3 separate regions of the Mus musculus genome follow, and regions 2 and 3 are each linked to region 1. Evidence: chromatin loops called from intact Hi-C (ENCODE). Cell type or tissue: left cerebral cortex. All regions are shown on one strand.

Region 1 (8,000 bases):
ATATTTGGTTTCATGACCCAGTAATAACTAAGTAGATTTAATGACTAAATCCAGACCCTCGCCTGGGGACAAAAGCTTGAAAATATTACACTGGAGTTCACCTTGACAAGGGTTTCCATGTTGGCTGCACAACTTAAAAATTTGGTTTGGGACAAATTCACTTACTTTTTCGCATCTTGGTTTCTTCTTGATTATGGAGGATATATCATGGAGTTGCAGGAGTTAAAGAACATATAAGAAATGCACTCATTCCTTCTGGAGCTTAGCACAAACATCCAGTAAACGCTAACTGTGGTGGTGTGAGTATGTTTGGCCCCCATAGATTCATGTGTTTGAATGCTTGGCTATAAATAGTGGCACTATTAAGATGTGTGGCCTTATTGGAGAAAGTGTAGCTTTGTTGGAGGAAATGCATCATTATGTAAGCAGGCTTTGAGGTCTCCTATGCTCAGGATCCACCCTATATGAAGTCTAGCCTCCTCCTAGCTGCCTGCAGAAGACAGTCTCTCCTTGCTGCCTGGGAATTAATATGTAGAACTCTCAGGTCCATGACTCCACTTCCTCTCTTGTGATACTGGGCAAGGAAGGATGTAGCACAGTCCTGAATGGGTGGGTCAACAGGAATTTGGTCCCTCCCTCACTGCTGGTGGTTGAGGGATATCTTCTCTGATGATTTCAGTGAAAGAAGTTGTGTTCTTTACTCAAGGTAAACAAGGACTATATAAACCTTGGAGAGAGGGAAGGGGTTAATTCCTCTTAGGGTGAATGTTCATTGGCTGAGACTTAAGGTACTTCCCAGTATCTCATTTGCATAGAGAAACATTCCAGGAAGTTGAACCCGTAATTTTGCCAAGAACTATGTGACATTCCTCAGGTAGAGGATGTGGGGGGTCAGGTTCCCCAGATAAGGTCAGGCAGAGAAGAGGAAGCCCTGCTGAAAAAAAGGGGGTTCTCCATTTTTACCCTGAGCTCAGGGAGCTGTCTAGTCATGGTAGATTGCAGCCTTAATAGCAGGGTTTCCCAACACAGCTCCTTTTTCCAGGACCATGTCTGTCTGGAGGCTGCCATGCTTCCTCCCATGGTGATAATGGACTAGACCTCTGAAGCTGTAAGCCAGTACCAACTAATGTTTGCTTTATCAGAGTTGCCTTGGTCATGGTGTCTCTTCACAGTGATGGAAACCCAAACTAAGATAGTAACCATAACCTAATACCCCACTCCCAGGCACAGACATCTGTGGAAACTCCCTGTAGCTAAATGCTCTAATGAAACCTTGACTGGTTTTTATTTCTCTCTGTGACTGCCTGTGGCAGCCTCAGTATGTAACATTCTCTCTTGTCTCTGTCATGTGGATTGAAGTGTTTTGTGAGCATCCATGAGATTATACTTTGCCAAAATTTATACCAGGAAATTGAAATTAGGACCTGAGGAGATGCCTGCCTTCTGTGCTCACCACAGATTGTTCATGATAGCCATGGCATGGAAGCAACCTTTGTGCGTCAGAGTATGAGTAGAAAAAAAAATCAGACCACATACTTATACCTACAGCAGAATATTACTAAAGTACAGTTAAGTCCCACCATTTGCAACAACAAAGGTGGACATAAAAGGCTATTATGCCACACAGAGAAAGAAAAGTACTATATGATTGGACTTGTATGAGAAACTCAAAATGGCCAAGCTCAAAGGAAAGAAAAATAGAAGGACAGTTTCCACAGGCTTCAGGAAGGGAGGACAGAAGACTTATGGTCTCAGTTACAGGGTATCCTGGGGATCTGCCATAGCTGTGCCCATAGCTGACTATACTGAATTATACACTTAAAGTTTCCATAGAAGATGGAGCCGGGGATGCAGTTGTAAGAATGAGCAGGAGCGCTGTGAATAGATCCCGAGTCATGTTTGTTTGGTGACAGAGGTAGTGGCCCTTGGTGACAGATTAGTTCTCATGAAGGGAGATCTGAGCTGCTTGTCTCTGTGGTCCAAGGGCTGGAGAGAGTAGAGAGAAACAGAGTGTTTCAAGAAGGGAGAAGTGTGTGGGCGGGGCGATGGCCAGCAGATAGTGCTTGCTGTGCAAGAGTGAGGCAGAGTTCAGATCCCCTGAACCGATGTAAAAGCCGGGAAGGCATGGTGGTTGCCTGTAATGCCAGCACTCTGGAGGCAGAGACAGATGATCCCTGGGGCTACAGCTAGCTAACTTGTGAGCTCTGGGCTAGTCTGAGAGACTCTGCCTCAAATGTGTAGAGAAATTGAGGAAGATACTCAAGGCAAACTCCACATGCATGTATATCTTTGTCACCCATCCTGCACACTTGAACATACACACACACACACACACACACACACACACACAGAGAGAGAGAGAGAGAGAGAGAGAGAGAGAGAGAGAATGAGAGAGTCTAATTTAGCCTCATGGCAATTGCTGATGACCTTGGCAGTCTCTAGAGACTGAAGGCAGTGATCAGATAAGATATGAGGCTGGTACTTGAGAGCAAAAAGTGAAGGCACTGACTCCTCTTCAAAGAGTCTGGCTACAAAGGGAAGCAGCCAAAAAAAAAAAAAAAAAAAAAAAAAAAGGAAGTTGACTTGTGTCTGAGATGTGATGGAAAGAACTTGTGTCCACAGAAAGGTTAAGGGGAAGGATGGGGAAGCATCATGGGAAGGCATGGGGGTGAGACACCGGAGCAGGTAGGAGAAGATGAGGCTCAGAGCAGGTGGAGGGGTTAGCCTTTGATAGGGAGGATGCCCTCTACTGAAGCAGGAGGAGGGGTGAGTGTAGGGCCAGTGTATAGACTTGTGACTGCTGAAAGATGCAGAGTCTCTTGGTTCAGCTTTAGCTGAAACCATGAGCCAAGATTGACAGCTAAGCTAAAAGGCTAAAAGGCTGAGCATAGGAAATCACAGCCTCTTACCCATCTGAGCAAAACCACTCAGTACGATGTCATTTTCTTGACTCCCTTCTATGTGGGTTGATGACTCTTAAGGGGGACACAGACTCAGGCCAACCTAGCTGGTTTGGTGACTTGATGGTTGGTTTTAACTGTTAATTTGCCACAACCTATAATCACTTGGGGGAAAAAAAACTTTCAAATGAAGAATAATCTATGTCAGGATGGCCTGTGGGGGTGTCTATGGGAGATTGTTCATTGGTATAGGAAGCCCCATTTCACCGTGGGTTCCTAGGCAGAGGGGCATTGTATAGGAGCAGACAAAGCTGGAAGAGAGCCAGCAGGGCAGCGTGGATGTATTTGCTTCTGTTCTTGACTGTGGATAGAGAGTGAGCTGCTGCCACCTTGACCTCTCTACTGCAATGGCCCATGGCCTGGCAGTGTCACCTCATGAAGTCTTTTATTCCTGATGTTGCTTTTGGTCACAGTGTGTTTTTAATTATACCAATAGAAATGCAGCTAGGACCAGGACCTTAATGAGATGTTCTGGAGAAGGTCAACCCTGGGAGGGGAGATGGTACCTTCAACTGGGAGCCTGGGTTTCTTAGGAGAGTTGACACACAATAGAAGAAGAAATATTGAATCTGAAAACCGGATTTGTGGTCAGGTGTCCTTCCTGTAGACTGCAGTAAGGCTAAGAGCAAACCTTTCACCTTTGTGATCTACTTCCCAGCCTGGGTGTGAGTGACATGCCTTCTCATGTCCTGGGGCTTCCGGATGATGAACGTGTGTGTCACTGTTGCACGAGGTGTCTAGAGCAGAGTGTGACTTGCACACGCAGAGCTGGCAGCCTGCCGCCCACATCTCCTTTCTTTCCTCAGCCCTGCTGTGATGTAGGGTGAGTCATTTTCCCCTCCATTGCATTGAGCCTCTGCCTCCCCATTCCTATCACTCTCATAGGCAGACTGTGGGGGTTTAAAAAGTGCAGCAGAGAACTCCAGGATGAAGAACACTAGAGGAATGTGATGGATGGGCCCATCTGGCTTTCTGAGCACTGTCTTCTTTTGGGCGGGAGCTTACCCAGCCCTGTCCATGTAGGACAGTTGAGAGCACCTAGGACCTGCCTTGCTTGGATGTCCTGCAGAGAGGATGGAGAGAGCATGAGCCAGTGATACTACACTAGGAGAAATGGCATCTGCCTTAGAGGACCTCATCCTGGCTGAGGGAGTCATTGGACCAAGCTTGTGAACAGTACTGAGCATGGAGCCAGGACATGCACTTAGATACAAGCCTACCCTTAGGAAGTGGGTTGTGTAGTTTAATGTCAATTTGACACAAGCTAGAGTCATCTGAGAGGAGCGTACCTCTCAATTGAGAAACCATCTTTATAACATCCAGCTATAAGTAGGTACGAAGGACATATTTTCTTAATTAGTGATTAATGAGGGATGGCCCAGCCCATTGTGAGTGATGCCATCCTTGGGATGGTAGCCCTGGGTTCTATAAGAAAGCAGGGTGAGCAAGCCATGAGGAACAAGCCAGTAAGCAGCACCCCTCCATGGCTTCTCATCAGCTCCTGCCTTCAGGTTCCTGTCCCAACTTCCTTTGATGAAGAACAGTGATATGGAAGTATAAGCCAAAAAGCCATTTCCTCCCCAAGTTGCTTTGCTCATGGTGTTTCATCACAGCACTAGACACCCTAATCGGGTTAGGAAGTATGGTAGAAAGGCCGCTAGCTCTCTGCCCCCCTAATCTTGACTCATACAGACTGACCACAGGAAGATACTAGAAACACCTGCCCATACTGCTGAGGGCAGAGAAGTTGGTAGGAGCACTGTGTTATGGTTCTAGGACTTGCAGACCAGCTCATTCTAGATGAGCATCTTGCTCTCCATACTGGGACAAGCTTGTAGAAAGCACTGAGTGTGGAACTAGAGCCAGGCAAGGTCTACATACCCGCTCTAACTCTGAGCCCAGAAGATGCATGTTGTGTGTGTGCGTATGTGTGTGTGTGTGTGTGTGTGTGCATGTGTGTACGCACATGCGCGTGTGTCATGTGTGCGTGTGTGCGTGTATGTGTGTGTGAAGGTCAAAGGTCAACCTCAGTTGTCATTCCTAAAGTACTGTTGTCCCGTCCCCCCCCCATTGGCTTTCATTGGCTTGGCTCTGAGCAGGCAAGGCTGGCTAGGCAGCAAGCTTCAGAGATCTTTTTGTCTTTCCTCTCCAGTGTTGGGATTACATGAATGAATCACCAGGTTTGACTTCTCTGTGAGGGTTTTGGACTCTGAATTTAGGTCCTCATGCTTGCGCAGGTAGCACATTGGAGACTTACTTATCTCCCCAGCTCCCCTAAGCCCCAGAGACAGAGAATGACATACTGAAGGACCCGCATGAGGCGAGGCTTCGATGGGTCAAAGCTGTTACTGTACTTCCTGCCGGGAATCCATTGCCATGTTCACCTCCTGGGGAGGAAGGTGATCAATCTCGTGGAGTTTTCTGATCAATATGAATAATCAGTCACTTGTCGCTGTAGTTACTATAAATGGCGATTGTAGCCAGATAGCTTACTGGATGTAAAATGGTCTCTTGGTCAGGAAATTTTCTTAAGGGTATTGATTTTCTGTAAATAAAGTGCTTGCTCTACAGAATTCCATGTTATTTCTGCTTTTCACAATGTCATGATGATGTTAAGAGTTCACAGCAGAGTGACATACGCAAGAGCCTAAGTCGGATGCTTGGATCTGTCTCAAGCAATCCTTCATAGCTTTCTCCACAGGCTTGTAAAGAGAATGCAAAGAGAATGTTTTTGCTCAGCAGTTAAGTGCTTGCCTTTAGTCAGCAGCCCGTGTTCTAGCTGTGGGAGGGAGAGATGGGAGCCCTGGAGCCGGGGACTGCAGAGACTTGTTGAAGCTGTGAGCTCTGCTCTGTCACTGAGAGACCCTGCCTCAGTGAATATGGTATAAGGGTAAGCAAGGTTGATTCCTAAAATCAATTTGTGTGGGTCTACACAACTACATTCATGTACCCCAACACGTGTGACCTACACACATGCGAAAATGTGCACACACATGTGCAAATCATAACATGAAACATGGGCAAAAAAAAAAAAAAAACAAAAAACATCCTAGCATCTAAATCTACTTCTAGAATGCTGGTTTCTGTGGCTAACGTGTAAAAGCTGAATCTCAGAAATGGGAGGAGGAAGCTGCACACAGTTCTCCATGGACCTCCCACTTACCTTGGTGCCTCCCTCAGATCCTCTTGAGTATAGCTGCAAGGGGGTGAATGTGGTCAGCCTAGATGGCAAGGTACCATTGGTCCAGGCAAGGTACTCACTCAGGGAGGGTGTATTACTTCCCTGGGAAGACTCAGGATGGCAAACCCCACTGAGACATCATTGTGGACTTTATCAGACTGTCACAGACATGGCCACTATTCTCAGAAAGGATACCTTCTTGCTGAGAGTTTGCTACCAGAACTCAGGAGCTGTAGGTGGCTTCAGTTTCCAAGCAGCATGTACCTGCTTGCTAGCAGAGTCTGTAGAGTTCTAGCTGAGTAGTCTATCACCTAGACCGTGTCTTGAAAAGCAGAACAAACCTTAACCCCATCTCCCTTTTCACCTGCCTTTCCCTTAGCTAGGTTCATGGGGCTCTTTCCTCATAACACTCACAATTCACCTACCTTTGGCTGATATTTAAAAACTAAACTTATTTGAGATAACTAAGTATTCACAGACAGTTCTAAATGATAGAGCTAAACGATCCCACATACCCGCCTCCTTCTCCTCGCACCCTTCTTCAGCCCTGGCAGCCATTTATTGTGGTATTTTTATAACTGTGTTATCTCAAGTAAGTTAAATAAATGGAGTCATAAGCCTGTACTAAGGAATGGGCGATGGCACAGTCCCTAACATGCCTGCCTTACAAGAGTGAGGATATAGACTCGACCCCAAAACACTCGTGAAAATGCTCATGTGCGCTCGCAGCCCCAGCGCTAGGAGGGGCAGATTGCAGATCCTCAGGCTGGCCACTAGCTTGGACTAGTTGGCTAGCTCAAGGCCAGTGAAGGGACCCTATCTGAAAATAAACTATCTCTCTCTCTCTTTCTTTCTCTCTCGCGTGCATGCGCATGCTCTTGCCCTCTGTCTCTCTTTGTCTCTCTTTGTCTCTCTCTCTCTCACACACACACAGACATATGCACACACATACATGCATGTGCACATATACTATACACACATGAACACACACATGCACATACACACACCTCCCCCTGCACATACACACACCACATGCTTGCACACACATATGCACATGCACACACATACATGAACACACACATACACACATGTACACACATACAGGAACACACATGCACACACGTGCACATGCTCAAGTGCACATATGCACACCAGCATGTACACATGCACATGCATGCACACAAGTCCGCATATATAGATGCATCCACATATGCACACTAAAGGTATGTTATATAAATCACAAACCTGAAAGTTTTTTAGTCTGAGGTCAGGCAGGTAATGCCTGTATCTCTAATGTACAGGTTTGTGGTGCAGATTTGAGTTTCCAGGTCTAGATGTGTTATGGTTTGTTAAACCCTGCATCCACTGAAGGCTATCTGAAGTACTGCTGATGTTTTCTCTAGAGTAAAGTGCCTGTAAATGCTTTCACATAACTCTTCATGTTTTGGATGGAGAGCTCAGCCATATGGCTTCACTTTCTGAGTGCCCCAGGCTGCCATACTCCTCTGGGATGGCCACTCCAGTTTACCTTCCTACTGATGGTCTGGTCATTTTCTTATCACTGGCATTTTGCACCCAGCATGGCTGTTCAGATCAGATATCTTGACAGGTATGCAGGATTGTCTCCTTGTGGTCTCTGTGTTTTCCAAATGGCTAATGTGCTCATTTGCTCTCTGTAAATCCACGCTGGCCACGCCTTTTACGTGTTTTCTGACTGGATTGCTTTTCTCAGTTTGAGATTGGTGCACTGCAGATTGTGTGCTCTGCACACTGGCTCTTTGTTGATGCTGCTTTGCAGTTGTCTATTCCGACCGTGCCTGTCTTTTCATCTTTGTAAAGCCCACTGTCTGTTCTTAATT
Region 2 (8,000 bases), 68 kb after region 1:
TGTGAGGGCAGGGATCAGGCTGCCCTGTTTTCCTATCATTTCTCCGTTCAGAATGTGTCTTCTTTCCCCAGGTTTCAGAAAATAACCACTGGATTGAATTAAACATGGCCGAAGTACAATATTGCAATGAGTAGGGGGGGGGGGCAAATTAAATTTCAGCTTCAGAAAGCAACTTCCAATGAAACCTGGTAAAACCAATTTATCCCATTATCAACAGAAATGGCTCCGAGTTCCAATAGTATGAACATTCTTGAAGTCAGACAACACACAATTTTTGTTAATAAAGTAGTAAATCTTTGTATTAGCCAGGCTTTCCCAGAGGAGAGCCAGTGGGGGCTGGTATATGCGGCTCATGCTTGCTTATGGCATGTGTGAGGTCTTGGGTTCCATTGCCAGGGCCATATAAATGGCTGTGCTGTGGCATGCCTAGCATCCAGCACTTGGGAGGTAGACTCCAAGGAGTCACAAGCTCCTGATCCTATGACTCCTTGGATCTACCATACTGAGTTCAAGGCCAGTCTCTGTTACATGAAACTAGAAAAAGAGGTTTGGGGAGAGAGAGACCTCTAGTGGCAAAGTTGTGTATTTATGTAAATATAAATATAGGTATAGACACACACACACACACACACACACACACACACACACACACAAAAGGATGGGTGTGTCAAGCTAACTCTCATGGTCACAGAGGCTGAGCAGGTCCATAGTGGTGGCTGCCTACAAGCTGCAGAACCAGCAAAGCTGGTGTATGGCTTCATCTAAGAAATCAGAAGTCTGAGAGACCCAAGGTATAACCTCAACTCCCTCAGCTTGAGACCAAAGACCTGAGGGACCTCCACTCATTGCCCCTAGTGCAGATTTAAGTCAAAGGTTAAAGATCATTGGTCCAAGCCTAAAAGTGGCATCAGACAGCACACTGACTTGGGAGGGAGCCCATAGAGGGATGGAAGTTGCCTTCCTTTCTTCCTGTTTGATTTTTTTTTTATTCATTCAGGTGCTTAGACATTTAGTTGGTGCTTCCCAGAGTCTGAGCAGGTCTCTGTCACTCAGTTCACTGACCCACATGCCCATCTCCTCTGTAAACACTCAGACACACCTGGATGGGTACTTTGAACATCCTTCAATCTCTCAACATGACCCCCTACATCAATATCACAATCCTTTTAGCAGACCTCTAGGTTCAGTATCACCACAGTGTAGGTTTCCACTCAACTACACCACAGAGTGTCTGTGAGGAACTGGGACTCACATGTTCACCTGAAGAGTAAGTCTATGGTGAACTTGGTAGGTCTCAGGAATCCGGTAATGTCCTCAGTGCCTGGAGGGCTAATGTAAGAAATCACATCTCTCATTGGCACTGTCCTTCTAGACCCAAGAACGTGTCAGTCTACAGCAGAGCAACAGAGTGTGGCATGCCCTTTACACCCCAGGGTGCTTTACCATTGCTTCTGTCTGGAGCTTGTTTTTCTTAGACCATCTCATGGCTCACACCCTGTCTCCTGTGGGCCCTTGCCTTGATGCCACGGCCTCCTAAGTGACATTGGCTGGCCACCTTCCTGCTACTTCTGTGCGTAGGTCGTGCCTGCTCTGTTAGCATACCGTCATGTAGCAGCTCTTACTTTAGAGTTTTATCCTATTATCTGTCTCTCTTAATTAAAAATTCTAGGAGGGTGAAGGTCTGGGTCAGGTTTGTCACTTGTCTGTCTCCAGTGCTTGAAGTGTGAGTGGGAACTCCATAAGCATTTGCTAAGCTTGGTGTGGTTCAGACCTCTCATCCTACCTACTTGGGGGACTGAGGCAGAAGGATTCCAAGTTGAAGGCTTCTCTGACCTGCAGAATAAGTCCAAGGCCAGCCTGGACAGCGTGGTGAGATTCCACCACAAGATAAAAAGTGAAAGGAAGCTGAGGTGTGGGGTGCAAACTGTGCCACCCTGTTCTGCCTGAAGCTCCTCCCATCCCTCCAACCTGTTTGAAGAATGAATGAATGAAATGCCATTCACAGGGCCCGGTGGAGGACACAGTTTCCTGGGGGAAGGCAGTACTTATTGTTTGAGTGCTAAGTCACTCTTGTTTGGAAAGATGCAAGTATGGAGCTTAAAACTCGCTGTTCTTAACTTCAGAGTGTGAGGGAGGGAGGGTAACAGGGAAGGCCAGTGCTGACAGAAAGCCTGGTGAGCCGGTGCCAGGCAGGCATAGTCCATTGAGATGCAGATCTTAGACCTTACCACATGAAGGTGAGGAAGCACGAGACAGAGAAGGGCAGGTGAAGGGGTCTCCAAGCAATATTGAGTAGAAGATGATAACAAAAATTATATTTATATTTCTAATTTGGCATGGCTGCCATCGTGTTCCGGAGCAGATGTGGGATTCTGGTGGAACTATCAAAACAGAAGAAACCAAAAACCAAAACAAAAAACCAGCATTTCAATAATGTGATGAGACTTTAGTGTCTATATCTACAGTAGAAAAATAATGATAGAAGAGACATTGGTGAGTCTAGTTAGATGAGAGGCCAGGGGGCTGGAGAGGTGGCTCAATGTGTAACAGAGATTGCTGCACAAACATAAGGCCCCAAGTTTGGATCCCAGCACTCACATGGAGAACACCAGGTGTGGATGGCTGCACACACCTGTAACCCAGCACAGACGAATCACTGGGGCTTCCTGGCTGCTTGTCTTGCTCCAGCTTTAGTTAGAGACCCTGTCTCAAAGGAGTAAAGCAGAGAGTGGTTGGTTGATCAGGACACCTGATTCCCTCCTCTGGCCTCAGCAGACATCACACGTGTGCATAACTCCCACCCACCCATCTACCCCCCACACACATATACACACACTCACACACACACACACACTTTCACATGCACACATACACACACTTATGCATGCATGCACACACACACACATACAAACACACACAGAGGCATACATATCTAATTAAATGAGAAGCTAGGGGCTAGAGAGATGGCTTAATGGGTAAGAGAGGAGAGCCATACAAACGAGGCTCCAAGTTCCGATCCTAGCACTCACATGAAGGACACACACACACTCACACACACACACACACACACACACACACACACACACACTCACATACACATTCACACAAGGTGAGGTAAGACAAATCTAATGAGTCATTTGTGTGGGCTGCTCATTTAAGTAAATCTTGAAAACTTGCATACCATGAGTCTGAAGCCTGCAGACTGTCCACTTCAGTCACATTCATCAGTGATATCACAGAGGAGCCACCGAGATGTCCAGAATCTGCCTCCCATCAAGGATGAACTCAGTAGCTTCTATTCCTGCTGCTCTGTTCTTCTTGACCCACCTGGGAACACCCAGCTTTTCCTAATGCCAAAATTCCATAAAGCATCCAGGAAACTACTTGCACCGTGAGATGGTTTTAGGCTGTGAGGAGCCTCTGGAGTAGCCTGGTTCTTAAGCATATGGCCCCGTCATGTTTTAATGTACTCAAAGGAAAAAGAAGTTTGGAGTGTTCCGTTTTATTTATCCCATGAACTAAGCTACAGGAAAGTAGGGATGTGGGGGAGCGAAACTAATAATACCAGGATTCCAGCTGCTAATGTGATAAAAGAGGATTTGCACAACCGCTGAGAAACAACATGCTGCTGTACAGAGACACAGCAATGCAGTTCCAGACCCTCCTTAAAGAAAGGAGGAGAAAGTATGCCCTGACCTCAGACCCTGACCTCAGACTCTTCCTGAGCATGTGCTGTGTGCTACACTTGCCGTGGTAAATTAGATTCCAAAATGGGGGCTGCTGACGCTGCTCAAACCACTTGCTTCTAACATGCATGGCAGGTGACTCCTGTATTTGGGAAGATGTACTTCCTGGTGATGTTTTGGGAACAATATCACAGGAGATCATGTGTAGTGGTAATGGACACAGAATACTGTGGACTTGAGGAGGAGTTGGGGATGGGGTCTGACTTAGGGTCATCATGGAAGTCCCTTGGTAGAGTCAGTGACAACCAGAAGGATGGTTAGATTTTTAACAGATGGCAAGTTATAGGTCAGGCCTTCTGGGCTGAGAGGCTGGTCCAAGGAGGTGCCACATGTGTCTACCTATCATGTGGCTGTTGGGAGTATAGCTAGAGGATAGCTTGGCCTCTGAGAACTGAGTGAATGTATTGTGGTGGCCACTGTGATGGAAGAGGAAGGGCCAGGGACGTGGAAGGTGGATGAGAAAGGCGGTGCAGGCACTGGTAGCTGAAAGGATGCCTGTGGTGGAGGCAGAGCCATGGGAGGTCAAAGGGAAGAGCCAAGGAGAGGCAGACTGCCTTTGGGGACTTCTGGTCTACCTAGTGTTGTTTTTGTGAGCTGTATATGAACTAGGAAAAATGAGAAGGCAGTTTTACCCTGGAAAGCATGCTTTTCTCTGAACTGGGACCCTCAGGAGGAGGTGGCATGTGGGTGGCTGCGTACATGGTGCTTGATTTCTGACTCACTCCAAAGACTCCTTTGCCTCCCAAAATAATCTCCTTCATGGCGGCTGCAGATGCTGCTCACTCCGTAAGCTAGAATCCTCAGCTAGGGTGCAGAGAGAGAGACCCCTGTGGAGCAAGATCGTACCCTACCCTATCAGCTGACTGAATCTAAGTATGAGGGCTGTGTCCACTCTTTCCGTGTGGCAGAGTCGACCACAGCAGAGGGAGGAGACTGAGAACTTCCGTGCTGATGGTGAACGTTGTTAGTGGATAAGAAACCATCACATCTGTTGCAGGTTCTATGACTGTGATGCTTGTTTATTTGTCCTGCTGTTTATTTACTTTCTAGTACTGAAAATCAAAGTTAGGCGTTCACACAAGGTGTGTGTACCACCATGCTTGGCATCTCAATGAACTTTAATTGCAATTATTTTTTCCCTAATAAGTCAAAGTAATGAAAGTGACAGAAATTAGATAAATATATGCATTTATGACAAAGTAGGTAAAAATAGAACAAAACAGCCTGTGGTTCCTGATTGCTTTCTAATATACACATATTTATTTGCTTATGTGCAATGTAGTGTGGTTATATAATTCATTGCCACATGAAATAAATATGCTACAACTTGAATATTTCATATTATATAATATGAAATATTATACAACCCTTGAAAGTTTTCTTAAAATAACTAATGGTATGGAAAGTATATATTTGTTTTTTTCATGTGTAATAATTCTACTTGTTTTGTTTATTTTTCAAGCAAGCCATAAAACACTAAATAGAAATCGCTATTCCATACACCTTGGAATGGAGTTCTGATTTTGAAGGGCTGGAGAGATGGCTGAGCAGTTAAGAGCTTTTATTGCTCTTATAGAGGATACAGTTCTGGTTCCCAGCATACACTTGGCAGTGCCTCTAATGCCAGTTCCAGGGGACCTGACACTCCCCTCTGGCCTCTATAGGTCTCAGGCAAGTACATGTAGGTAACTGCAGCCAAAAACAGACACATAAAATTAAAACAAACAGTATTTTTTCAAAAAGCATTCTAATTTTAAGTTTTTCAAAGGGTTGTATAATATTGCATGTCATGGAAGCATACAGAATGCTTAACTTAATGGCCGTGGTGGGGTGGAGCCATAGCTTTGTTCTTTCTCTCTGATTCTGTGTCCATCCCCTTTCAGGGCATCAGCAGCCTGTTCAGTTCTCTGAAAGTTGTGCGGCTGCTCCGTCTCGGGCGAGTGGCCCGCAAACTGGATCATTACATCGAGTATGGAGCCGCGGTACTGGTCCTGTTGGTGTGCGTGTTTGGGCTTGCTGCCCACTGGATGGCCTGCATCTGGTACAGCATTGGGGACTATGAGATCTTTGATGAAGACACCAAGACCATCCGCAACAACAGCTGGCTCTACCAACTGGCATTGGACATCGGCACTCCATACCAGTTTAATGGGTCTGGTTCAGGGAAGTGGGAAGGTGGGCCAAGCAAGAACTCTGTCTACATCTCCTCGCTGTACTTCACCATGACAAGTCTCACCAGTGTGGGCTTTGGTAACATTGCCCCATCCACAGACATCGAGAAGATCTTCGCAGTGGCCATCATGATGATTGGCTGTGAGTATGGCGCCCAGGGTGGGACGGGACGGGACAATCTGGAACTCAGGGCCATCTTGCCTGGTGGCCAGGCCTACTGTAGGCTGAAGGTGGTACGGGATTACTCTAGTAACAGGATCAAGGAATGATTGCTTAAAATGACCATCAGACATATCTTCTCCTGAAGGCTAGCTTTAAGGATTTCCTGATCTTTAAATCAGCTCATGCTGATTGAGAAACAGATTTCAGAAAAAAATTAAGAAATGTGAAGAGGAGTGGGGATGTAGCTTAGTTGGTAAAGTGCTTGACTAACATGCAGGCAGCCCTAGGTTCGATCACAGCACTGTACAAACTGGGTGTGGTGGAGTATGTGGTGATCTCAGCGTTCAGGGAGTGGTGATAGAGCCCAAGGTCGTTGTTAGCTAGATAGAAAGTTCTAGGCCAGCTGGGTCCAGGAGATGCTGTTAGTGGAAAGAGGGGGAGGGGTGGAAGTGCAGGAGGGGGAGGGGAGAGAGAGGGAGGAAGAGACAATTATTCCTTTTTGGTGCCTTCACAAGTCTTCTTGAAAGACTGTTTCATATACAGTTTGCTAAGAGTACTGAGTTGTCGGGGTCTTTCCATGTCCAGTCTTAAAGCAGAGTGTGGTGCTATGATTGCACAGTGAGACAGTCACAGCAGAGACAGACAGACAACCCTCTTCTCCGCAGCCTTCCCTGCTTTGTTCTTGATGAGATGCTTGAGTGAACGCTCAGCAGGCAAGAAGTGTGTTGGTTTAAACGTAGGTTAGATCTGCATAATCCAGCCTGACATGAGAACTAATACTGTCTGCCAGAGGAGCTCTGGGCAGCTTGGTCATCATGACAGTAGTTGCTTGTTAGAGCGAAAACTCTGTTGAAGTTTGATGTTCAATGTTGTATTCTGTTACAATTACTTTTCTTCTCAGGCTTTCCTAGGGAAGAATTTATTTCTCTAGGATAACTCTCTGATTGCCACCTTCTTATTTCCATGCCCTTTCTTCCTTGTCTCCTTCACCCTGGTTTATTTTTGGAAGACCAGTTCTTGCTATATAGGCCAGGATGACCTGGAACCCACTCTTTAGCCTAGGCCAGCTTTAACTCCTGCCAGCCCTCTTGGCTCAGCCTACCTGAGTGCTAAGATTATAGACCTGAGACATAATCATTCCCGACTGAGACGAGAGTTTTCCTGTCTGCCTCTTGGTAGAGAAATCCCCAAGCAATACACAACACGCCACTAACTACCCACTGCCCCCCCCCCCACACACACACACAGAGAAAGAGAAATGCAGATAGATGGAGAGAGACAGACAGACAGACAAAGAGACAGAGACATAAAGAGAGACAGAAACATAAAGAGACAGAGACAGGCAGAAAGAGACAGAGACAGAGAGAGAGAGAGAGAGAGAGAGAGAGAGAGAGAGAGAGAAAAGATGAGAATAGATTATTGGGATCCTGTTCCTGCACTGAATATCCCCCTAGTTCTTGAGGCAAGTGCTGAAGTCTGAGTCATTTTACCACTGAACACTGCAGTTGTTACTGTAGAAGAGTCTAGAAAGTGCCTTTGGCTGATGACATTGGCCTCCTTTCATCCCAGGAAACCTCAGTGGGGAGGGACCTGCCTGAGCCTCAGTGGTTCATGTGCATGCTGGCCGGGCATCCGCTGTACTGTGTTGGCACTTCATGGGAAAGGCCACCTAAGGAAGGAAGCATCTGCTCACACAGAGCTCAGCCTGCAGAGCAGGGCTTCCTTCTCGGGGTGACATGGGTGAATGGCTTGATGACCCACCTGGAGAAGCCTGAGGCTTCTGCTGGGCACGCTGCCTACTCAGTTGAGAGATCCAGCTCTGGAGTCATCTTTGTTACCCCACATTGTCATACAATGGGCTTGCCACCCCGTTCTTGTATCTGATGCAGGCAGGTTCCTGAGAGTTTTAGTGGCTGTGTC
Region 3 (8,000 bases), 92 kb after region 1:
GGCTCAAGCAGAAAGCTGTAGCTGGTCTGGGAGGCTGGAGTGTGCTGCAGAGCTGAATCATTCTGAGAGAAGATTTATGGCAAGGACCCACAGTTGGATTGAGTAGAGTGGAGTAGAAGTCAAACAGAAGGGCTTTGAGTGTGTCTTAGCAGGAAGGGAGGTTTAAGCAGAGGCAACAGCAGCAAGGACAGAATTGGGTTTTCCCAGAAATACTGAAACTCTTGACAGAGTCCCTTCCTAGGGCTGGAGACATTCTGTGCTACTGCATCATGGAGGTTGGCGTCATTGTAGGTTCGATTCCCAGCCAGGGGGTAGACACAGTTCCAAGATCACAGCTGTCAGCCATGTGGCATGCCTATGGGCTGCTGTGTAGCAGCTATGAAGGTGTCCCCTCCAGCCTCCAGACAGAGCTACTCGCTCCCACTGCCTCAATGAGCTCAAAGCTGTGGGCCCTGGGCTCTGGTATTTTGTCCACATTTGAGCACCAAGGTCTTGGGCAACAGCTCGCAAGGGTCAAAGGTCATGGTCAGCATCTCAGCAGCTGCTCACTGTTCTCTTGGTCCTGCAGTGCCCTTAGCTTAAGCCTCACTGGGAGAGGAGGGTGGAACTGAAGCATGCTCAGATCTAACCCTCACCACTCTTTCCCATGCCTCCCCACACTGCTGCTTTTGCTCATGGTGATGGTCTCTTCACATGTTCTAATCCTGTATTCTCCCTTGGGTCGCCCTCCGCTCTGGGTCACCCACATAAGTATCATGAGTGGTACAGTTCAGTGCCTGACCCAGAGACAGACGAGCCTGTGTTCTGAGGCTAGCCTTCACTGTGTAGGGGATAAAGTGTGGTGTTCTGGCAAGGGACCATCTCTCTCTGTCCTCTGGTCCAAGCGCCTGACAGGATCATTGTTTGCTTCTGTCTTGGGTTATGAAGGCTTTGCTGCAGCCTAGATTTTCAACTTTGTCTTCCCTCAGACCTCAGCTTCCCACTCTTGGTGATGGCCACAGTAAACCTGCCTAATCCAGATTAGATCCTGGATATCCCCCCAGAGGCGTGTGGACCTTTCAGGAGGTAGTGGACTCTCTGTGGGTGGGGCCTGGTGGAGGAAGTTAGATCAGTTTTCCATAACAGGACTTCTGGTCCTTCCTGTCTACTTTTTCATCCTGCAGCTGCTAGGACAAGGGGAGACCTCTGTTCTGCCTTCCAGCCATGTTGTACTTTGCCACAACCATGAACACAAGCCCCTGAGACTGGAAGCCAAGTGAACCTTTCTTTCTTTTAAGTTGATTAGCTCTGACACTTTATCACAGCGTTGGAAAGCTAACTGTGCTTCCTGGTTCCAAAGTGTGTTCTTTTCATCAATGTGAGCTCTTTGTTTTCTGTCTGCCTTTCCCCTAGGAGAGTCTCCCATGATCTTCTTCATGGATAACCCAGTTCTTAGCTGCAGGATTGTTTCCTAGCAGCTTCCCGGGTCTTTAAAAGAGCCGCCATCTGTCCTTCACACTCTGCCAGGCTTTGCCTCTGAAGGCCATATCAGGGCTCAGTCTGTCTTCTGTGGCTCTGAAATCATGGCCAAGGTGCCCTGTGGTTCCATTGGCGATAGAGACATCTGCTGAGGGAGTTGCTAAGACTTGACTGCAAAGAGCCAGTCAGAAGAAGAGCTCAGAAGGTACCAGATGTGGCATTTCCTGGAGGCCTGGTTCCAGTCCTAGCTGCCCTGGCCCCAAGAGTCCTGCTCTTGCTTCCTTTTTTCCCCATGGTCCTGTGTTTGTCTAAAGTTGGTTTCACCTCAATATAGGAAGTCAAGCTAGGGTTTCTCCTTTTCAAGGGTAAGGAGCAGAGAGAGCACATGACCCCATGAGAAGATGGCCAACATCCTTGGTGACAATTTGGACCAGGTGCCATTGGCTGAGGGGGCAGTGCGGGATGGTTGGAGTGGTTCTCTCTGGTGTGTTCCTCTTGTTTGTCATGTGGTATCGTTCCCTCTAAGTGTCACTTAGGTTTGAAGCTTGTGGAGAGGGCTGTCTCTGGGTGGTGCTTTCTTCACTCTCATGTGCATGCAGCCCTTAGTATCTTGAGCTGAGCTGAGCCCAGCTGCTGGGCCAGGAGAGAATGCTCTCAGAACCCATATTTTAAGAGAAAATAATGTAAAGCAAAGTAGACTGTCTAAACTGCTGCTATGAAACACCATGACTAATACTTCCACATCACAGTTGTCATCCTAGGCAGCCAGGACAGGAACTCAACAGGACAGGAACCAGAGGCAGGAACAGATACTGAGGCCATGGAGGAGTGCTACTTACTGGCTTGCTCAGGTGCTTTCTTACAGTACCCAGGACCACCAGCCCGGGAGTGGCACTGTGTACAGTTGGCTCTCTTACACCGATCACTAATTAAGAAAATACCCTACAGGCTTTATGATGGTTTGAATATGCTTAGCCCATGGGAAATGGCACTATCAGTAAGTATTTCACCTTGTTGGAGCAGGTGTGGCCTTGTTAGAGGAACTGTGTCACTTTGGGGGTGGGCTTTGAGATCCTCCTCCTAGCTGCCTGAAAGACAGTCTTCTCTTCTGGTTGTCTTCAAATCACAATGTAGAACTCTGCTCCTTCTTCAATACCATGCCTGTCAGGATGCTGCCATGCTTCCAGCCTTGATCATAATAGACTGAATCTCTGAACCTGTAAGCCACCCCCAGTTGAATGTTTGCAATTTTAAGAGTTGCCTTGGTCATGGTGTCTCTTCACAGAAATGGAAACCCTAAGACAGGGTTGCCTATAGCTGGATCTTATGGAGACATTTTCTCAATTGAGGTTCCTTCCTCTCAAGCTAATGAAAAACTATCCAATACATATACACAAGTTTTGTACGTGTGTTGCTGCTGGGAATTGAACACAGGGCTTTGTGAATGTGAGGCAAGAACTCGCTGTACTATTTCCCAGCCCAGGAAGAAATACTTTCTCTGGCTTTATGAGCAGACCCATACTGAGCTGTTGGCAGTGTGCTCTGTGGAGGTTAATTACTGTCATTGCTGATGGGGCAGGGATTAATTCACGGGCCTCATGTGTGTCATCTGAAGTGCATCTTTAAAAAGGTTCTGTATGGTTTCTATGTAAGCCACAGATATTTATCAGCCTGCATGCAGATGTATCAGAGGAATTTGAGGTCCTCCCTGATTAAGATTGGTTTATCAATTAGTAGACCTATGACTTGGATTTAAAAACAAGCAAACAAACAAAACACAAGCTGGGCGTGGTGACGCACGCCTTTAATCCCAGCACTCAGGAGGCAGAGGCAGGCGGATTTCTGAGTTCGAGGCCAGCCTGCCTGGTCTACAAAGTGAGCTCCAGGACAGCCAGGGCTATACAGAGAAACCCTGTCTCGAAAAACCAAAAGCAAACAAACAAAAACACAAATCAAAAAACAAAATCTTGCAATCCACTCATACCCTGGGGATGCCAGTGCATGAGACAAAAGTTTCCAGGGATATTACAGTAAATAAAGCTGTGCAGAAGAGGAAGAGGGCAGTTTACAAGCCAGGCAGGGTCTGCAGAGGTCATGGATCCCAGGTCACACAGTTGGGGGTCACAGTACCATGGATAGTGATGGGAAGACACACACTGGTTTTGGAGGGGGAACCCATAGTACCAGGCTGACTGATACCAGACTTTGGAAGAGTTAGACCAGAGGGTTTTTGAGATTGGTGCATTTTATGGAGCTGGGAGGGTGGAGGCTGACCAGTATAAAGTGGGTAGGGGTGGGGCTAGCATGAGTTTGGGCTCTCCAGAGCATCTAAGTAGAGAGGTGGCTTAACTGGGCTTTGGGAGTTTGGCTCAGAAATAGAAATACAGAGATCAGGCAGTTAACTGAGGGTACACTAGGATATGGGGCTTCTCTTCTGGGGTCCCAGAATATGTGTGTGCATGTGTGTGTGTGTATTTGTGCATATGTGTATGCAAGTATATATGTGTGTATATATGTGTATGTATGTATATTTGTATATGTGTGTATATATGTAAATATGTATGTGTGTATATATGTGTGTATGTCATTCTGTGTGTGTGTGTGTGTGTGTGTGTTTTCATGAGGTGGTGTGAGCTGTATGGGGCTTGAAGGTTTGGAGCTGGAACTCTGCAGTTTGGCTTGGCTGAGGAGAAAGAAGACAAGAAGATGGGAACAGTGGGGGGTCAGGGAAACATCTGGGTTAAAAACAAGCCGTTGGTGATAGGTCAGGGGACTCTTGTTCCTTCACCAGTGTCTACAGATACATCTGTGGCTCTTCTGACACTCCATCAGAGAGAGGTCATATGAGCCAGACCCATAGTCTCAGCTCAGTGGTGACTGGTCCAGTATTTGTATCCCAATCGCTGATGTAGCCAGCTCTGCTGAGCCTGCAGTGGTAGCACCTGCTAGCCTCCCATCTCCAGCCTGTTCTCCTGCCTCAGCTTTGAATCCTGCTCCAGGAAGCCTCCATGCAGTGAAATATCCAAGTACCTCACACTTCCCCCAGCCTCCCCAGCCCACCAACCTCACGAAACATATTATCCTTTCCAGGGAAGCCACCATCTCCAGTCTTTCAAAGATGCCTGCAGCTTAAATTAGACAGGAAAACTTCTAAATGTCCTTCTGCTCAGAGTGATGCCTGAGCTCAGCTTTAGCTCAGCCTGTGGTGGGAGCCATGGTGAGGTCTGTACCAGAGGCTCTATGGCCTTGAAGTCTTGTTCAGAACATGATGGAACTGTCTCCAGTCAGCCTGAGTCCCAGCTAGACAAATAGTTACACACCAGTGTGATTTTGAACTGTGCCCTGTCTATGTAACTATTTTTCCAGAGCCCATCTCTGCCCCCAATCCCTTTTCTTTGTAAGCTCTGAACAGAGAAGAGACCCATGCCTGTCTGAGGTGTATTCTCAGCATGCAGCATAAGGGCCCAGCAACAGGCGGTCATGTTTGAACAGTCAGACCTGCATCTCCTCCCCTCTCTCTTTGCAGTGGATTTTCTTTATCTTTCTCATCACAGTGTTGCTTTTTTGTTTGTTTGTTTTTTAAATATTAATTTAACATGTATCTTTGTGGTGTTTAATTTGTGAAAACAAAGGTTCTTTAAACAGCCTGGGTCTTAGCCCATGAGAGGCAGGCCTGGATCCTTAACCTCGGAGGACAGCACTCTGACCCAGGACAAACAGACCTGCCACTCTGAGCCTCATTTTCTTTACCCAAAGTATGAGAATAAGTTTACTTTTCTTTTAAAATGACATCGACACTTTACTGTTTGTCTACTTACACATTTGTTTATTTTTGTATACACTTATGGGAGATGGTGACGCTCCATGCGGCAGACATGGAGGTCAGAGGACAACACGAAGAGGTAAATTTCTTAGTCAGGGTTTCTATTTCTGCACAAACATCCTGATGAAGAAGCCAAGTTGGGGAGGAAAGGGTTTATTCAGCTGGAAAGGGTTTATTCCATACTGCTGTTCATCACCAAAGGAAGTCAGGACTGGAACTCAAGCAGGTCAGGAAGCAGGAGCTGATGCAGAGGCCATGGAGGGATGTTCTTTACTGGCTTGCTTCCCCTGGCTTGCTCAGCTTGCTCTCTTATAGAACCCAACACTACCAGCCCAGGGATGGTCCCACCCACAATGGACTGGGCTTCCCCACTTGATCACTAATTGAGAAAATGCCTTACAGCTGGATCTCATGGAGGCATTTCCTCAAGGGAGGCTCCTTTCTCTGTGATAACTCCAGCTTGTGTCAAGTTGACATACAAAACCAGCCAGTACAGTAAGTTTTCACACTGTACCTTGTGGATATCAGAAACTGAATCTAGCTCATCAGGTGTGGTGATAAATGCCTTTACCCACTGACCTATCTCGCCTCTCGCTGATCTGCGAATAAGTTTGCTACCTGACAGTATTGTGAAGATTTACTGGAACCACAAGCTCAGACCATTGTCAAATACATCCATGCGATGTGTTTATTATTGTTTGTGTGGGAGAGAGTGTGTGCGTGTGCGTGTGTGTGTGTGTGTGTGTGTGTGTATGCTTGCATGCTTGGGAACAGAGGTCAGTGTCGGGTGTCTTCCTCAATCACTTCCCCACTCGTTGAGTCAGGATTTTCCACCGGAGAGGCTAGGCTGGTGGGCCGAATTCAAGTTGTATCCAGACCCTGTGGTAATCTCTAATCTCCTGTAATCTCCAGAAATCTGAAACCACCCAAAGCCTGAAGCTGTGGGGCTTGGTCTCGATTTTGAATACTTTAAGCCAGACTTTATAGCCTATTTCAGCCACTCAGATTTGTAGTCAGTCTCTTCAGTCTGTCTGCTCCTGGAAAGAGGACATCTCTGCCTCTCTTTCTAGAAGCTGACAGAAGCACCTGGCAGACTCTGTTGTAGAATGTGATTTCCTCCCAGGCAAAACAGCCACTGTCTGCATCAGATGACTGTGCCAGCTCCAGGGAGTCCATCAAGTTGGTCTTACTGACGGTTGGCGTTCCTCATAGAAGAATGGGTGGAGAGGGGCCCTCACTCGGGCTTCTAACAGCTCTTCCCAGACATGTGTGTGCAGTTCTGCCCTTGCATATGGCCTAGAGCTCTCCAGCAGAGCTAGAGGTTATAGTTTGGGCGGCTAAGAAGGGTTCCATGTGTGTGGATAGGGGAGGCAGCTTCCATGCTAGATGAAGACTTGAAAGTGCGGCTGCTTCTCCCCCCACCCCTGCCACGTCTGCCAGTACCTTCACACTCATGCTCTGTGGTTTCCCTTGGTGAACTTAGGTGGAATCGTGCTTTGGTCTGTTGTTGGGACCTTGAGAGGAGAGGTAGATGTTGAAGTCTCCCTCGGGGATGAACTCTTCAACAAACACACCCTTTCTCACTGGACCCTTCCCTGACTTGAAGCTTCAAATCCCAGCCTCTCCCCTTGGAGATTCAGGTCTCCATGGTAACGTCAGTTCACCTGTAGTGCTGCCATAGGGTGGAGTCCCTTTCTGGTTCACTGCTAACCCTTGAAGTTAGGAGCAGCCACAGGGGAAGATCCGCTTACCTAGAGTAAACACCCTTGCTCAGGAACACGGCAGGAGCCCCTCGGGCAGAGCTCACCATCATGTCTGCTGCTGCTGGAGTCCATGACCTCTAGCATGGTTTTCTGTGCTGTTCTTGCTTTCACCCCGTCCTCCTTGCTTTCTCTCTCTTCCTTCGTAGCTTCTTTGTGCACGGGGTTGGTGTGTACTCTTCTACAGAGAGCTGAGCTTTGTCTGGGATGCTGGACATCTTGATTTGTGTGTCCCTAGAGCAGGTCACTGGGTGGGTTCCATCTACCCTTCTGCAAAAGACATCCATTTTAACCTGGCTCATATATAAAATCAACTCTCAGAGACTTAGCTGAGGTTCTGGGGCCCAGGGGTCTCTCATTCTTAATGGTGTCCTCCCTCCCTCCCTCCCTCCCTCCCTCCCTCCCTCCCTCCCTCCCTTTCTTCCTTCCTCCCTTCCTTCCTCTCTCCCTCGTTCCCTCTCTCTACCAAATTCTCTTTCTCTGACCATCTATGGTAGACAGGAAAATCCCCCAACCTGCTCTTCAGTATTTTTATGAAGGCTTCTTTGGATAACAGGTTTTGCTGATACAACATCACTTACCTGTGAATTGGGGGTGGTTGAGATTCGGTGTCAGAATTAAGACTTGTCATGAAATGGGAACGGATACATCTGTTCCCGCAAGGGCTGTGCCACGAAGCCCCTCCATGTGTAGCTTACACTTGGTTTCTTCCCACATGCCTTGCTCATGCTCGTGATAAGCAATATCAAAAACAACCGCTGACATCCTAAATTGTCTTGAATCTCTGGTGATCCTCTGGAGTATTTCTGTGGCTTGCTTGTTTAGTGGTCTTTCAGAGTTAATCTCAGCTGAGTGGTACAGGAAGATGCAAGCATTCACCTGGCTCTGTTAGAAAGGTGGAGGGGGAGAGACAGGTCCGCTTACTATCACAACCTGGGCCCAGAAGAGACCTGGGGCTG

Evidence for each region. A loop is a pair of places that touch in the nucleus more often than their neighbours do. Peaks named below come from ENCODE experiments on the same cell type or tissue, not always from the same donor. Only the 100,000 strongest peaks of a DNase experiment are listed, where the experiment ranks them.
Region 2: a loop joins it to region 1, with 2.9 times the contacts of the local background. A loop is called at or near these places in 3 of 42 quality-filtered maps.
Region 3: a loop joins it to region 1, with 2.1 times the contacts of the local background. A loop is called at or near these places in 2 of 42 quality-filtered maps.

The regions. Positions count from the first base shown.
Region 1 is chr1:192,263,356-192,271,355 of GRCm38, forward strand. All of the region lies in intron 5 of Kcnh1 (potassium voltage-gated channel, subfamily H (eag-related), member 1), which reads left to right. Among named protein-coding and RNA genes, the nearest start is that of Kcnh1, 77 kb to the left of the region's middle. In left cerebral cortex, no CTCF peak of the experiment used is centred here; DNase peaks (open chromatin) are centred at 3,776, 5,709 and 6,702; H3K27ac peaks cover 4,036 bases.
Region 2 is chr1:192,331,771-192,339,770 of GRCm38, forward strand. It overlaps Kcnh1 (potassium voltage-gated channel, subfamily H (eag-related), member 1), which reads left to right. Exons shown (of 11, transcript NM_001038607.2): 7 at 5,630-6,059. Among named protein-coding and RNA genes, the nearest start is that of Kcnh1, 140 kb to the left of the region's middle. In left cerebral cortex, a CTCF peak has its summit at 573 (motif pointing left); DNase peaks (open chromatin) are centred at 3,180, 4,442 and 7,719; H3K27ac peaks cover 3,263 bases.
Region 3 is chr1:192,354,904-192,362,903 of GRCm38, forward strand. All of the region lies in intron 7 of Kcnh1 (potassium voltage-gated channel, subfamily H (eag-related), member 1), which reads left to right. Among named protein-coding and RNA genes, the nearest start is that of Gm31011, 160 kb to the right of the region's middle. In left cerebral cortex, no CTCF peak of the experiment used is centred here; DNase peaks (open chromatin) are centred at 4,509, 6,423 and 7,727; H3K27ac peaks cover 2,122 bases.